Linked DNA regions of Homo sapiens: all the other regions are linked to region 1. Evidence: chromatin contacts called from ENCODE Hi-C data. All regions are on one chromosome and are shown on one strand. The core of a region is the stretch at or near the end of the contact, and the rest is flanking DNA. Distances in the headings are between cores, read along the strand shown.

The links. Hi-C counts contacts between places; a loop is a spot of excess contacts on that map. Pooled maps may share reads with other maps.
Region 2: a map of CD4-positive, alpha-beta memory T cell shows a loop between it and region 1 (35-fold over the local background). The contact joins the promoter of NME7 here to the promoter of COP1-DT in region 1. A Hi-C loop is called at or near these places in 2 of 168 maps with a recorded cell type or tissue (CD4-positive, alpha-beta memory T cell and naive thymus-derived CD4-positive, alpha-beta T cell) and 8 of 50 pooled maps.
Region 3: a loop to region 1 is called in a map of CD8-positive, alpha-beta T cell, with 8 times the contacts of the local background. The contact joins the promoter of SMG7 here to the promoter of COP1-DT in region 1. A Hi-C loop is called at or near these places in 2 of 168 maps with a recorded cell type or tissue (CD8-positive, alpha-beta T cell and naive thymus-derived CD4-positive, alpha-beta T cell) and 7 of 50 pooled maps.
Region 4: a loop to region 1 is called in a map of CD8-positive, alpha-beta T cell, with 24 times the contacts of the local background. The contact joins the promoter of DHX9-AS1 here to the promoter of COP1-DT in region 1. A Hi-C loop is called at or near these places in 2 of 168 maps with a recorded cell type or tissue (CD8-positive, alpha-beta T cell and naive thymus-derived CD4-positive, alpha-beta T cell) and 7 of 50 pooled maps.
Region 5: a map of B cell shows a loop between it and region 1 (23-fold over the local background). The contact joins the promoter of GORAB-AS1 here to the promoter of COP1-DT in region 1. A Hi-C loop is called at or near these places in 3 of 168 maps with a recorded cell type or tissue (B cell, CD8-positive, alpha-beta T cell and naive thymus-derived CD4-positive, alpha-beta T cell) and 9 of 50 pooled maps.

The regions. Positions count from the first base shown.
Region 1 is chr1:176,206,259-176,208,958 of GRCh38, reverse strand. It overlaps COP1-DT (COP1 divergent transcript), which reads right to left and starts at 1,294. Exons shown (of 5, transcript NR_185981.1): 1 at 1,088-1,294. COP1 (COP1 E3 ubiquitin ligase) reads left to right here and starts at 1,673. Exons shown (of 20, transcript NM_022457.7): 1 at 1,673-2,387. The coding sequence starts at 1,981. RefSeq lists an enhancer at 1,066-1,135 and silencers at 1,636-1,845, 1,876-2,235.
Region 2 is chr1:169,366,451-169,369,150 of GRCh38, reverse strand. NME7 (NME/NM23 family member 7) reads left to right here and starts at 1,354. Exons shown (of 12, transcript NM_013330.5): 1 at 1,354-1,443. The coding sequence starts at 1,441. It overlaps BLZF1 (basic leucine zipper nuclear factor 1), which reads right to left and starts at 956. Exons shown (of 7, transcript NM_001320973.2): 1 at 809-956. RefSeq lists enhancers at 377-876, 1,135-1,214, 877-1,378, 318-1,517.
Region 3 is chr1:183,471,112-183,473,811 of GRCh38, reverse strand. SMG7 (SMG7 nonsense mediated mRNA decay factor) reads right to left here and starts at 1,313. Exons shown (of 23, transcript NM_001375584.1): 1 at 1,163-1,313. The coding sequence starts at 1,191. It overlaps SMG7-AS1 (SMG7 antisense RNA 1), which reads left to right and starts at 1,830. Exons shown (of 5, transcript NR_040063.1): 1 at 1,830-2,700. RefSeq lists a silencer at 1,326-1,475 and an enhancer at 1,631-2,262.
Region 4 is chr1:182,838,255-182,840,954 of GRCh38, reverse strand. It overlaps DHX9-AS1 (DHX9 antisense RNA 1), which reads left to right and starts at 1,364. Exons shown (of 2, transcript NR_148933.1): 1 at 1,364-1,643. DHX9 (DExH-box helicase 9) reads right to left here and starts at 1,608. Exons shown (of 28, transcript NM_001357.5): 1 at 1,499-1,608. RefSeq lists a silencer at 1,289-1,718 and an enhancer at 1,142-1,983.
Region 5 is chr1:170,531,159-170,533,858 of GRCh38, reverse strand. It overlaps GORAB-AS1 (GORAB antisense RNA 1), which reads left to right and starts at 1,250. Exons shown (of 3, transcript NR_125958.1): 1 at 1,250-1,411. It overlaps GORAB (golgin, RAB6 interacting), which reads right to left and starts at 1,693. Exons shown (of 5, transcript NM_152281.3): 1 at 1,575-1,693. The coding sequence starts at 1,635.

The DNA of each region.
Region 1 (2,700 bases), core at 45-2,544:
TACAGGTGCATGCCACCACACCCGGTTAATTTTTGTATTTTTAGTAGGGACAGGGTTTCGTCATGTTGGCCAGGCTGGTCTCGAACTCCTGACCTCAGGTGATCCACTCGCCTTGGCCTCCCAAAGTGTTGGAATTATGGGCCTCAGCCACCGCACCTGGCCAAAAGCCACAATCTTACACAAAAAATACTTCCGCAAAAACATCTGCCCAGCAACTTCCTGTCCAGTTTCCGACTGGTGTCACCTTGTTATTGATCTTCGTAGCCAAGGATAACGGTTTAAAAACAATTATGTAATTCTCATTTTTTTTTAAATTTTAAAAACCTTTGCCTTCCTTTACCTCCTTGAATACGCACGTAGTTTACTAAGTCATGAGTATTTTCACACTTTATTCCCAAATAAATATATAAGAATCATAGAATGATAGAATTGAAAAGGATAAAATCACACAGTTGTTTCTAACTCCCACCCCTTAGAATGCGGCAAATGAAAAAAATTTTTTTTTTTGAGACAGGGTCTCTGTCTCACAGGCTGGAGTGTAGGGATCTCCGCTCCCTACAGCCTCAACCTCCCCAGCTCAAGCAATCCTCCCATGTCAGCCTCCCGAGTAGCTGGGACTACAGGCCTGCTGCCACCATGCCCAGCTAATTTTTTGTACTTTTTGTAGAGACGGGGTTTCGCTATCTTGCCCAGGCTGGTCTCTAACCTCAGGTTCAGCCTGATCCTCACCTCCAGGCTCAGGTGATCCGACCCCCTAGGCCTCCCAAGGTGCTGCGATGACAGGCATGAGCCACCGCGCCCGCCTATAATCAATTTTCAATATTCTAAAAAAGCCTACCAGAAATTGTATATTTTCTGGTGGTATTAAATGCTAGGTTTCCTTGTTTTGTGCTAGAATTATATCAGATCCACAATAAACCTAGGTTCCGACTGAGCTGGGTCTGATTGAGCAAAATCTGTTTTCCCATTATTGTTATGTTCAATTTGGCAAACAGCTTTTCAAAATATAGGAGTGAAGTCGTGGTCGAACTAATAAAATTGGTAACACTTGCTACAATGTTTGCAATTCGCAGAAAACTTCACTGACTTCATCTTAACTTATTCCTCACAAAGCTGTGGAATCACCATCAGTAGAGCAGGAGTCGTTGGCTCAATGCAGTGCTGTCTGCAACCGCTCGGAGCTTCTAGGTTCTTTCCGTGGGTCTCCAGCTTATGAGCACCTACATTCCGCGATTCGGAAGCACCTGCCTACCCCTCAGAAGAGAGAGACAGCTCCTTCTTCCCGTTCCGGAATGTGGTGCGTTCGCACGCATGCGTGACACGGCTACTCCGCGCTTGCGCCGATATTCTCCGCTTGGGGCGGATACCCTGGGTGACCCGTGAGCGTCCGCGCCCGGCGCGCGCCTGCGCAGTCGCTTTTCGAGAGTTTCCGCCCGCTACGTTCCCGTCTTTCAAACCACCCCACCACCTATACCATTCATTCCAGTCTCCTCAATTCTTTCACTGTATTAAGACGGCCTGCCCTCTGGCACGTTTTCTGGAACGAAAGCGGCTTGGGACAGACAGACTCCCTTCGCCAGGGAGCCCCGACCCCGAGGGCGCGCCCTGAGCGTCTGAGCGCAGCCCCGCTGCGTCCCCAGTTGTATCCCCCGCCACGCCCGCCTCTTCCGCCGCTCGCGCGCGCGCGCACGGCCGGCCACGGCGCGCCGGGGTTGGCTGCTACAGGGACCGCGGTGGCGGCGGCGGCCTCGACAGCGGTAGTGCCTTCTACTCCGCTTTTTTAGTTTCCTCCGCCCCCTCCCGTGGGACGCTGTTGTGTGGCTGCCTTAAAAAAAAACGCAACTTTATTGTTCCTCAGCCCCACCTCCGGCTCGGCGGGCGTCCTCAGGATGCACTGAGGCTGAGGGGAGGGGAGGCGGCGGAGGGTCGAGGTCGCGGTCCCTCTCCTCCGAGCGCCCGGCTGGAGGGGAGGGAGTCACGATGTCTGGTAGCCGCCAGGCCGGGTCGGGCTCCGCTGGGACAAGCCCCGGGTCCTCGGCGGCCTCCTCGGTGACTTCCGCCTCCTCGTCTTTATCCTCTTCCCCGTCGCCGCCTTCCGTGGCGGTTTCGGCGGCAGCGCTGGTGTCCGGCGGGGTGGCCCAGGCCGCCGGCTCGGGCGGCCTCGGGGGCCCGGTGCGGCCTGTGTTGGTGGCGCCCGCCGTATCGGGTAGCGGCGGCGGGGCGGTGTCCACGGGCCTGTCCCGGCACAGCTGCGCGGCCAGGCCCAGCGCCGGCGTAGGAGGCAGCAGCTCCAGCCTAGGCAGCGGCAGCAGGAAGCGACCTCTCCTCGCCCCCCTCTGCAACGGGCTCATCAACTCCTACGAGGACAAAAGCAACGACTTCGTATGGTGGGTTTGAAGAGCACTCCCTCCTTGTCCCTAAATTATGAGTTTCTGCCGCTTAGGCTTGGGGGCGGGGGGTCTGGTGTGGGGGTGGCTTGTTGGAGAGCTTGGGATACTGGTGCTGTGGTGGTGTCTGCAGAGGGAATCGAGCGTTTGCAGGCATTCGAGCTCCTGGTTGGTGGGGTGAAGGAATGTTGGAGTAGCGAGGCAGGGTGGGGATAATAAAGAGGTAGGTAAGTGTTGCTGAGGAGGAAGTGAAGGGAGTTTAACGAATGACGAGGGAAGAGGTGGAAGGTCAAATAAATGGTTTTGGATAACA
Region 2 (2,700 bases), core at 105-2,604, 6.8 Mb after region 1:
ACAAGAGGAATTTTAAAGTAATTACTTTCTTAGGAGACATACCGACACAATTTGTATACACACACACACATATCAAAAAGGAGCTTCTGTTTAGATGTTTAACAAACGACAAAAAATATTACTCAAGATAACATAATTTATACTTTTTTGGTAATAAAAAGTTAAAATTAAAATAGTGTAGCTCCAAAAGTAAAAAGAGAAACATATCGAGCCCATGCTTTCAGAAATGTATACATTGTCTTACAGTACAGACTCAGATTTACCAGAGAACATATAAGAAGGTGATGCTACTGCAATGATATAAATATGACAAACTGTACACTAGATGACAACTGGTTTCACTACAAAAAAAGATCGTTCTCAGTACTAGATACAACTCAGTTCAATTAGTGAACCCGACGACTAACTTTCTTAACAGTCACAAACTTTTCTACACTTACACTCTACTGCTCCGAAAAGAGGTATCCAAAAAACCCTTCGTAAGAGTAACGATCCCTGAAACTGCCCTTGATAGCTGCTCTGCGAAACGTACAGGCACAGCGAGTGCCTGCTGGCAAATGCCAAATGAAGCGGAGGGGGTGAAGAAGTAAGTAGGGGGAGTGAGCAGGTATGAAAGCGATAGGCCGGGAAGCGACAAGCCTGTCAACTTTGCTGTCCGGGGAAGTCGAAACCTAAGTTTCATCCCTGTCTGAAAAAGTCTTCCCGGAACAATCTTTCCCTAAATCCAAAGCTACTGGCCACCGAGCTCCAGCCAGACCTCCGTCCCTTTCCAACATCCTTAGTTATACCTGCTTGTCCTCGGATTTACCTCTAAGATTCTTATTCTCCGTATTTCAGGGGGCTTCACTTGATAGGCTCTTCGGATCGGTATCACCAGGTTAACTTCTCACAGACCTCTTCCATTCGGAAGCCGACCCGCCCAGTCCCTCCGCATATCCAGCAGCTCTCTCACTCCTAACCACTTCCGATTACTCAGGGTTTCGCTTCCGGAATACGTTTCCAAAAGAGCAGGGTAAACAAATTCTGCAGTGCGTATAAACTCAAGTAACACAGAACACACACTGTAAGGCCTCCGTAAGTGAAAAGCGGACAGATTTCTACTTTAAAATAAAATACCGTACAGCAACTTTTGGAGCCCAAGCCGCATATTCACTTAAACTTCCGGGCCAGCTGTTAAACAAACGGAAGTAAAACTGCCGGAAACAGAATAATGGCGTCTCGTAGCCCCAGGCGACAGCGTGGAGGGGCGGGTCTGTCGATTGGATGAACGCAGCTGAGATTACTCCCAGCCACTAAGGACGAAGAGGTGGGGCGGTGGCGTCCCACGCCTCGTGCGACAGTGGGCGGGGCTTTGTTGCCTGAGTAACCGTATGATGGTGGTGGTGGTGGTGTCTTCCTGTCTCAACGATACCTATTTTCTAGTGCTGAGATCCTGAGACAATGGTGAGTGCCAGGGGATGCCAGAAGAACGGCTCTGGGGTCCTACTTACTTAGCTTTCCAAGTCTTCGGGCGGATGGGCACTTAAAGTTGTCCGGTCCTCCCGACCTTCTCCCCGTTATCTCTTTCCCCCTTCCCACGGGCTGTTCCTGCAGTCTCCTCGCTCTCCGTATTTCTTACAGCACCCTGAATTCCACTAATGTTACTAAGTCTCTAGAGTAATGAAACAGAAAATTTAGGGTAAGGCATCGAGTCTAATAACCTGTTTTGAACAAACATTATGTGTTTGCATTGTTCATCATGGCATTTTTCATGTTCACAGATTCACATTAACGCGCTTTATTAAGAGTATGGGGTGGTGTGTATGTGACTGTCTCAACACTGATCTGAATCTCCCTAGATCTTGGAGTCTTTTTGCTTTTCTGAGTGGCAGAGCACTGCCCCACGCCCCCACGAGGGCCATTAACAGGTGTATGTTGGATCAGCGCTCTTCTATCCAGTTGGTTACCTTCTAGGTCTGTGCTTGCTTTTCTTTTCTCTTTTCTTTTCTTTCTTCTTCTTTTTTTTTTAAACAGAAATTTCTCCTGGGATTGCTTGGAGAGCTTCTGGAATTCACTGTTTGGGCTTCACCCCTGGAAATTCTGAATGAAAGGAATGGAGCTCGGTATTTGCATTTTAAATAAGCCTATAGGTTATTTTAATTCACCCCTATGTTTGAGAGGGTTCTAGTTAATTCACTTAACTACCATATCTTTTAAGCACTTATGGATAACGGACTGGAGGATAGAAAGATCTTTAGATAGTTATAGCTATGAATTTAGAAACAGAGCCCTCACCCACCACCCCTTGTTTCTTCATACTACTCAGCAATCCTTTTGGTTACCCCAGTTTTCCCCTGACCCATTCTCTGTGAAGACATTTTCAAACCTTCCCTTTACAAACCCTGTCTTTTGCCCTCTTCATTTCTCCTTTCTAAACATGATGGAGTATAACAGGCCATTTCTTCAACCTCATGCCCCCAACCTACACATTGCTCTATATTTTTGCCGAGCCTTTAGTCTTGTATTTCTAGTGTAGAGAAAGGGATATTAAAGGATAATCCATCCATCTTTGCTCTTGATCTCATTTGCTTCCATCTGTTACATTTCGCTTCCAGTTGTTTTTTTCTTTCCTGTGCGTTCAGCCTTTTCCTCTCCAGTTTCTTCTCTTCAGTGCTCAAGTCACACATCTTATGAAAATTAAATAAAGCAAAACCATGTCCT
Region 3 (2,700 bases), core at 64-2,563, 7.3 Mb before region 1:
TTCCACCTCATCCAACTCCCTCCTCCGCAAGGTATGAAACAATTTTTTAAAAAACATCTTTCCATAAGGCCTCCCTTTCTTAGTTCTGCTCCTGAAAGACAAAAAGGACCAATTTTAAAGTCTTCCCCTTTTCTAAGCAGTAGTCACTCCCCAGTTAATTTCAGGATCTAACAACCTTACTTTTCTCTATCAAGATTTTTGACCCACTTTACCTCTGCCTCCAAGCTCTTACTCAGCTTCCATGGAACCTTTCAGCTGACACAAAAGCTGGTGTCCTTCCATTCAATATGTTCTCGCCATCAGGTACTAAGTTCAACCTATCTACATCTTCATCCTGAAATGTGCATCAATCGCCGCGCCCCCCACCCCAGACACACATCTCGCACACACACACACTATTCCCATGTGTCACTCTACCTCTGACATACAAGTTCCTTACACCACTCTTAATGAATACACACGACTCTCAGAATGGTATCTTCCGACTACACTGATTCTAACCCAGTTTCTTCTGAAAAACCCAACCTTGTCCACAGTGCCTCCCTCTTTCCTCACTTCCCCATCTATTCCCCTTCACGCCTCCCCACACCGCCAACTAACTACAGATGACATTATTCCTCAATACTCCCAACCCGAGAATGAAGAACAAGCTCCAGTTTCCTGCGGTCTCCCTCTCCCCCTGTCTGCCCTCCGCGGTTCCCCCGCCCCAACACCCCAGGTGTGCAGACTTCCTCCCCGTCCTCTACTCATGCATCGCTCCAACCAATCCCACGCCACACCACGAGTCCCCTGCCACGGGGATCAGACTCCTCCACACCCACCTCCACTCGGGGTCGCCGCCGCCTCCCCGGACGTTTCTCTCCACCCCTCGCTAGCAAACCCGAGACCAAGGGCGCGCGCGCACATTCTCACGCTTCCCCAACCTCCCTCCTCGCACCGGGACGAGCCGGCTTCGCCAGAGCTCAGCCCGGGCGGTAGGGGCTAGGCACCCATACCCGTTCCGCCCCCTCCCGCAGATCCCCTTGCAGTCTCCGCCGACCTGCCCGGCGAGGAGAGGACGCAGCAACTCCCCCGCCACCCCGGACTTACCTCGGTGTCTGTTGCTCCATGCCCCAACCTGCGGCCCGCTCCCCCTACGTACCAGCCCGGCCTCGGCACTCACCGGAGGTACTGCGCGCTCTGCAGGCTCATCCTCCGCCGCCGCCGCCGCGTCTTCCCGCGAAGCCTCCGTGGGTCTCTCAGGCTCCTCGGAGCGGCCCCGCGGCACCGCGGGTGCTGGCGGCCGCCGCCATCTTCCTCTCCTCCGGCTCCTCCTCGCTCGGCAGGGGGGTGGGGGTGAATGAGGCGAGGGGGAGGGAGTGGGGAAAGCTGCTCTCGCTGCTGCTCTGGCCCGTGGGGCGCAGGGACACTCCGACCCGGGGGGGAGGGGGAGGGAGGAGGGGCGGGGGAAAGAGGAGAAGCAGAGGAAGTCGGCGACCGGGCGAGGGAGGGGGTCCCTCTCGCGAGATTTCAGCAGCGCCTGTCCCTCAGTGATTTCCGCCTCTCTGTAGCGCTCCCTTTTGGGATCAACGAGCTGTGTGGCGCCTGTGCGGCTTCTGAGAGACCGGCTGGTGGCGCTTGGCGGCTTCCTGCCAATCCACCCTTCTCCTCCCGCGCAAGGGGGCAATCCCAATCCCACCACCGGGAACACCCAGGCCAAAAGAACGGGAGTTACACTCAAAGTCTTCCCCCTTCTTATCACTCCTGCCGATTTCCCTCTTCCTTTTTGCACGCCTCCACTCTTCCCCACCGGAAACGCCGCCCCTTCCTCCTACAGTTCCTCCCAGCAGTCCCTCAACGCCTGTCTTCCCTCGCGCGTAGAGAGTGACTCGAAGGACCCCCTCTCCTCTTCGCTGCAGCCCCTCCCCATGCACGCTGGGAGACTCTTGGAGGGGATAAGGTGGGGCCCGGAGAGGAAGAGAAGACAATCGGATTGGATAGGCAGCTGCCATGGCAACTGGAGGCTGTGGTTATATTGTCATAGTAACCGATGTGTGCGGACAGGGTCACCCTCCCCTTGGCCAATGGATTCCCAGGAAACCACCCAGGGTTCCCCGTTGGCTTCCCTTCCATCTAAAGGCCTCCCCCAAGTTAGGAATCGATATAGTTCTCCCCGGTGGTGAAGTCCACTTCCTCCTCCCTTCCCACTTCCCACAGCAACTGGGGGGACACCCCGAGGCATTCACCATGGGCTTTTCCACCCGCCTGCGAGCGGGAACCACCTCCGTAGTTTCCTCTCAGAGCCGGGCGTGGAGAGGGCTGGGCCTGCGAAGAGGATGCATGGCCTGGAGGCTGGCGGGCGGCGGGCTGGAGTCGGGAGGGCGAGGCGACAGCGCCAAGCGGCGAGGAAGGGCAAGGGGTTTCCCCACAACTGCCTTGGGCTCTGGGAGGCGGGATCCCGCCTGGACGGGGTCCCTGAGGGAGGAGAGCGGCACACGACAGCCGCGATGCCTTCCCTGCCGACGGGGATAGCCGACTTCTGGCGAGTCGACCCCTCCCCCAAATCCACCCCACCCGCGTACTCCCTCCTGACCTAGCTGTCGCGAGCCTGCCGCGAGGAGGCCAGGGTGAGGGTGGGAACACATCCTAGAAGGCTAACACGTGGTTTTCTATCATTTAAGCCGGGGACAAGCCGGAAGGCTGACTAGCGCCATCACTCTG
Region 4 (2,700 bases), core at 115-2,614, 6.6 Mb before region 1:
CATTTGCATGCTAACTTGGCATCTCAGTCAAAACAGAATTTTAAATTTCCCCTCAAATCTGTTCCAACACCCTACCCCTACATTTCGGTTTCCATAAACGGTACGACATCCACCAAGTTACTCCTGGCACAAGTTGAGAGTCGTCCACTCCCTTAAGATTCTCCATAGCTATCCCTTGTAGAACCCTTAATGTGTGTCAAACAATATCCATAATAGATCATCTAAATGGAACTATTTTACTTAATCCTTAGTAACCTTGTACAGGTAAGATCACTATCCCTTTAGAGAAGGGGAAACTGAGACAAAGAATATCTTGCTTCAGGAAGACAGAGCTCCTAATTATAAGAGCAAGAATTCGGGCGGGCGCGGAGGCTCACGCCTGTAATCCCAGCACTTTGGTAGGCCAAGGCAGGCGGATCACGAGGTCGAGAGATCGAGACCATCCTGGCCAACATGATGAAACCCCGTCTCTACTAAAAATACAAAAATTAGCTGGGCGTGGTGGCGCGCGCCTGTAGTCCCAGCTACTCCGGAGGCTGAGGCAGGAGAATCACTTGAACCCGGGAGACCGACGTTGCTGTGAGCCGCCATCGCGCCACTGCACTCCAGTCTGGCGACAGAGCGAGACTCTTGCAAAAAAAAAAAAAAAAAAAAAGGCGCAAGAATTCCAGAAAACGTAGCCTGACTCCAGATCTACTACCTTCCACCACTACGCATTTCTGCTTCAAAATACGTCCCCTATCCATTCGTTTCTCCCCATCTCTCCTGCCACCACTACTGCACACCCGGGCTAGTGAAATATTGTCCTACACGGTTTTTGTTTCCACTCTTGCCACCCTAAAACCCATTCTCCTTTGAAGGCCTTCTCGCCACACTCCAGTCACATGGCCTGCTTTCAGCTCCCGCCCAGTTTCTGCCCTTAAGCGATAACTAATCCCTTCCGCTTCTGCAGGCTCTGCTTTTCCTTCGCGTTGGCCGAGGTTATCAGCTCAAAGCCTCCCTCCTTCGAGACGCCTTACCTCGCTATACTAGCCAAAGGCGCTCTCCCTTTACATTCTTCAATTTTTTTTCCTCTACCCACAAGGCCTGCACGACGGCGCCAGTTATTCGTGGCTTGAATGAATGAAGAGCCCTAGGCCAGTGGCGCCCCGGCGGCAACCACCACAGGCGAAGCACCCCCTTCCCTCAGCCGCCGCGGTGCCCCGGCGTACGCAGGCCAGAGGAGGAAGCGCGCTTTGCCTGCTAGAGGCAGCAGCGGGAAACGCTGGGCGGAGGAGAGGGGAGGGGGCCACAGGCTGCCCGGACGGCGCAAGCGCATCGCGGCGAGGCGCGCACGCAACCCGCAATCCGGGGACCCGCGGGCGGCTCGTCCCTTCCCCCACCCCCAGCCGCCGCCGCCGCCCGCGCTTCGCAACAAAGCCGGCTGCGGAGCCATGGTCCACGGCGCCCGCCCGCGACCCCGCCGCCCCGCATGGTAGCCGGAACGTCTCTCCCTTACCAGCCTTCGCTTCCTGGTGCCCAGCTCTTAGGACCGTGTGTGACTCTGGCCTTCTACCGAGACAACAGAGAAACGCACAGCAACTCGCATGGAGGAATCGGCGAAATGGCTCCGACCGCGGCGCTAGGGGGCGGGGCCAGCGAGCGTACGCATGCGCAGAGCGCGTGCCAGGGCGGGGGATGGCGAGGGCGCGCCAATGGAGGGGGCGGGGCTCAGCAACCTCGCGGCGCGGAAGGGTTTCGTTGCTAGGGAGATGGGCTGAGCCGGGCGGGCATCGCGCCAGACCTGCTACTCTGGATAATCCACTCTCCTGGATAATCCACTACCCTGGATAATCGGCTGCCCGCTTTTGCGCATGTTAGGGAGTTGACGGCCTGTAGCATTCTGATGCAGCAAAATATTTCGCAGGGTCTGTCATAGGGATCTCCGGTGAGAGGAGGTTCCCTTCGAAGGCAGAACTGGAAACCTTGCTGCTAACTTGGTAGGGTTGTTGAGATAATTACATGAGATGGCATATGAAGGGCGGCTTAGTTCAATACCTGGCATGTAGTAGGTGTTCAGTGGGCGTAGTTACCGGATTGATTCAGATAGTCTGAACGCCAGTGTCTCTTGAAAGAAATAAACTGGCCGGGCGTGGTGACTGTAATCCCAGCACTTTGGGAGGCCGAGGTGGGCGAATCACTTGGGGTCAGGAGTTTGAGACCAGCCTGGCCAGCGTGGTGAAACCCCGTTTCTACTAAAAAAAAAAAAAAAAATACAAAAATTAGCCGGGCATGGGGGCGGGCGCCTGCAATCCCAGCTGCTTGGGTGGCTGGGCGGGCTCCTGCAATCCCAGCTACTCGGGAGGCTGAGGCAGGAGAATCGCTTGAACCCCGGGGTCGGGGGCGGAGGCGGAGGTTGCAGTGGGCCGAGATCACGCCATTTTCTGGGCGAGAGAGCGAGACTCCGTCTCAAAAAAAAAAAAAAAAACCATGAAAGAAATAAGCTCAGTGAAGGCGGGCATTCTGCCTGGCTAACGCAGGTCGCTCCTTGCCGTGCCTGGAACATTACTGTAAGTGCTCAGCAAACTACTTTAAGGTAGGAATAAAATCTGCAAGGTTGCTTTTGTTTAAATTGGATAACCTTTTGTGTTCCAAGTCTTTGGAGTAATTTTGTGTTCCAAGTCTTTGGAATAATTGTGTCCTTAATTATTATACTAGTCA
Region 5 (2,700 bases), core at 1-2,500, 5.7 Mb after region 1:
TTAGCTACGGGTATACAAGGAGGTTAAGATATTTTCCGTCCTCGAGGTGGTCACGGACTAGCGATTTGGTTTCCACACTACAGTGGGCCTTGAAGTTCAGGTCCTCACCATCCTCTATCTACCCCCGGTTGCAAAGATATTTCAAAATATACTTCTACATAATGAATATGTTGTTTAATTTAGATTTTTATATTAAGTCATCTTTACCCTGGAAAATGCGCCTCTGCTAACACACAAACTTTGTGAAATCTTCCCAAGCTCCATCCAATCCCCGGCAGAGTGAGGTTCCTCTTGTCTCTGAAGCAAGTTCTTGCAATATCTACTATCACATAACTTTGTGGTTTGTCTCCTCATGAGTCTACTGGAGTCAGACCAGAGGCCAGGGCACTTGTACCCTGTATATCAAAGTATGTGAATGGATGTTGAAAACACAAAGCAAAAGAATTTGAGTATATCAAGCAACACAGAGTCAGTTAACTACATAGCTTAGCCTAACCTTTATGATAGAGTTTTTAAAGTCCCCTGGACCAGTCAAAATGTCCCCAGTCGATATAATCTACATTGGCCCTATCTTACTAATTTACTTCTTTTCCCACTTGTCTGCCCTAGATTATTCTCATATTTATGCTAAAAATGCACAAGCTACCAGAGCAACATCCAATTTCCCCACAAACGCTAACAAAAGGTTTACTTCATTTGCTACCAAAATAAAGTATTTGAATTAAGGTACCAAGAGTGATGTACACTTCTTACAGAAATTGTGTGTACTACCACGATAACCATACAGATCACTGCGAAATTTCAACCACAAGCAAAGTGCAATTAATATTACTAAGTTTTCCACCAACAATCAGCAAACTTAATTCCTTCCACAACAACAAAAAAATTGTACAAGCCCATTCAATGATTACTCTATAAAGCCAGAGAGAGAAGCACAAGGTTAGCTTACTCCAAAGTCAGTAAGACTGTATGTATATAAACATATAAAGTCTTCACATCTACCCTCTCAAAGACCCTTTTGGTTTGCTGATTCTCAAAAATTGGGAAGTACTGCAAAAATCATCTGGCAACCAGAAGTGAATGCAACACTCCAGATGAATTGTGAAAAGTACCGAATTTTTGCCTTTATTCAGACGCCTGTGCTCCTTTTTTCCAACCATCTGCTTCTATAAATTCATCACAATTCTAATACGGTGTGCGCCCCTCCTCCTTCCCTTACCCTGACCCTAACCTTCCAACCGTTGATTCCTGCAGCAATCTTCCCTAAGGGAGACACCCCGGCTGTAGGCTCACTTCCTCTCCCAAGTCCCATTCCTTTCACAAGAGTCAAATCCCTACAGTGGATTCCTGGACCGTTTTTTCTAAAAGAAGATCCCAGTCCTCTGGCTTGCCCCTCCCGTCGTGACTCCCAGTAAGTCCTCCTCTGAAACCCCCTAATCCAGTCCACGTACTTACAGCGCCTTCCGCTAACACAAACGTAGCCGCTTCCACGCCCCCTTTCCCCGCCAAAGCTGCATCCCCGCCTCTTCCCCTTAAGACCCAAGAATTAAACCACTGTAAACCCATCTTGTAACCTTTAGTCTGCTTTAGTCTCCTCAGTTCCTCCTCAGAGAATCCTGCCCAACCTTGCGCCATCGGCCCGGGCCACCGGCACCCCCAAAAGTGCCCAAATCTCGCAGCCGCGACTGCCAACACTGCTGCCCAGCTCATCCGGGTTTTTCCCCGGCCGCGGCCAATCAGTGCATCGGGCTCCAAACACAAGGCCCTCTCTCCCCGGCCTCAGGGTCCGGCTTCCTTCCAGGCTGCCTTCAGCAGTGCCTGACAAACTGCCTAAGGAAACCTTGCCACGCAGACATTCGTTTCCTCTGGCTTACCTCTACTCTCTCTCTCTCTCATTGTTTCTCACTGTTGCTGGTTAATCGCTTCAGGAGCTAAGGGGGGAAATGGCGATGGGGATAAGGGTGGAGATAAACAGGTATTTGGGAAGGAGCAACAAGTCGGTGGCGGAAACGGGAGATCTAAGTGCCTTTGGGGTCCTGTACCTGTGGGGCGGGAGCGGTGCTCTCTGTGGCTCTTAGTGTGCCCTAAAATCCTTGTGTTTTGCTGGGAGTGTGCACAGCGCTGGAGGCCTCCTTCAGATTAACTCAGGAAATGATCAGATTTAGGATTTTGATGATGAAGAAACATTTAAAAGGGGTGGGGTATAATTGATGAAAAGGGAACAGGCATAACCAGGTCTCTCGCAGGCCGGAGCGGCTCTCAGATTTCTTTTGCTTTGGGTTGTTTCCTTTGTGAATAATTATAATATGTAACTTTCCTCTTAAGGGATTTCTTTTTCTTTTTTTCTTACTTTTTTTTTTTTTTTTTTTTGAGACATAGTTTCGCTCTTGTTGCACAAGCTGGAGTGCAATAGCACGATCTCGGCTCACTGCAACCTCCGCCTCCCGGGTTCAAGCGATTCTCCCGCCTCAGCCTCCCGAGTAGCTGGGATTACAGGCGCCGGCCACCACACCCGGCTAATTTTCTGTATTTTTAGTAGACACGGGGTTTCACCATGTTAGCCAGGCTGGTCTCGAACTCCTGACCTTAGGGTATCCGCCCGCCTCGGGCTTCCAAAGTGTTGGGATTACAAGCGTGAGCCACTGCGCCCGGCCGGGATTTCTTAGTCTCCCCTTTAAATCTGTTTTTCAGAGAAGACAT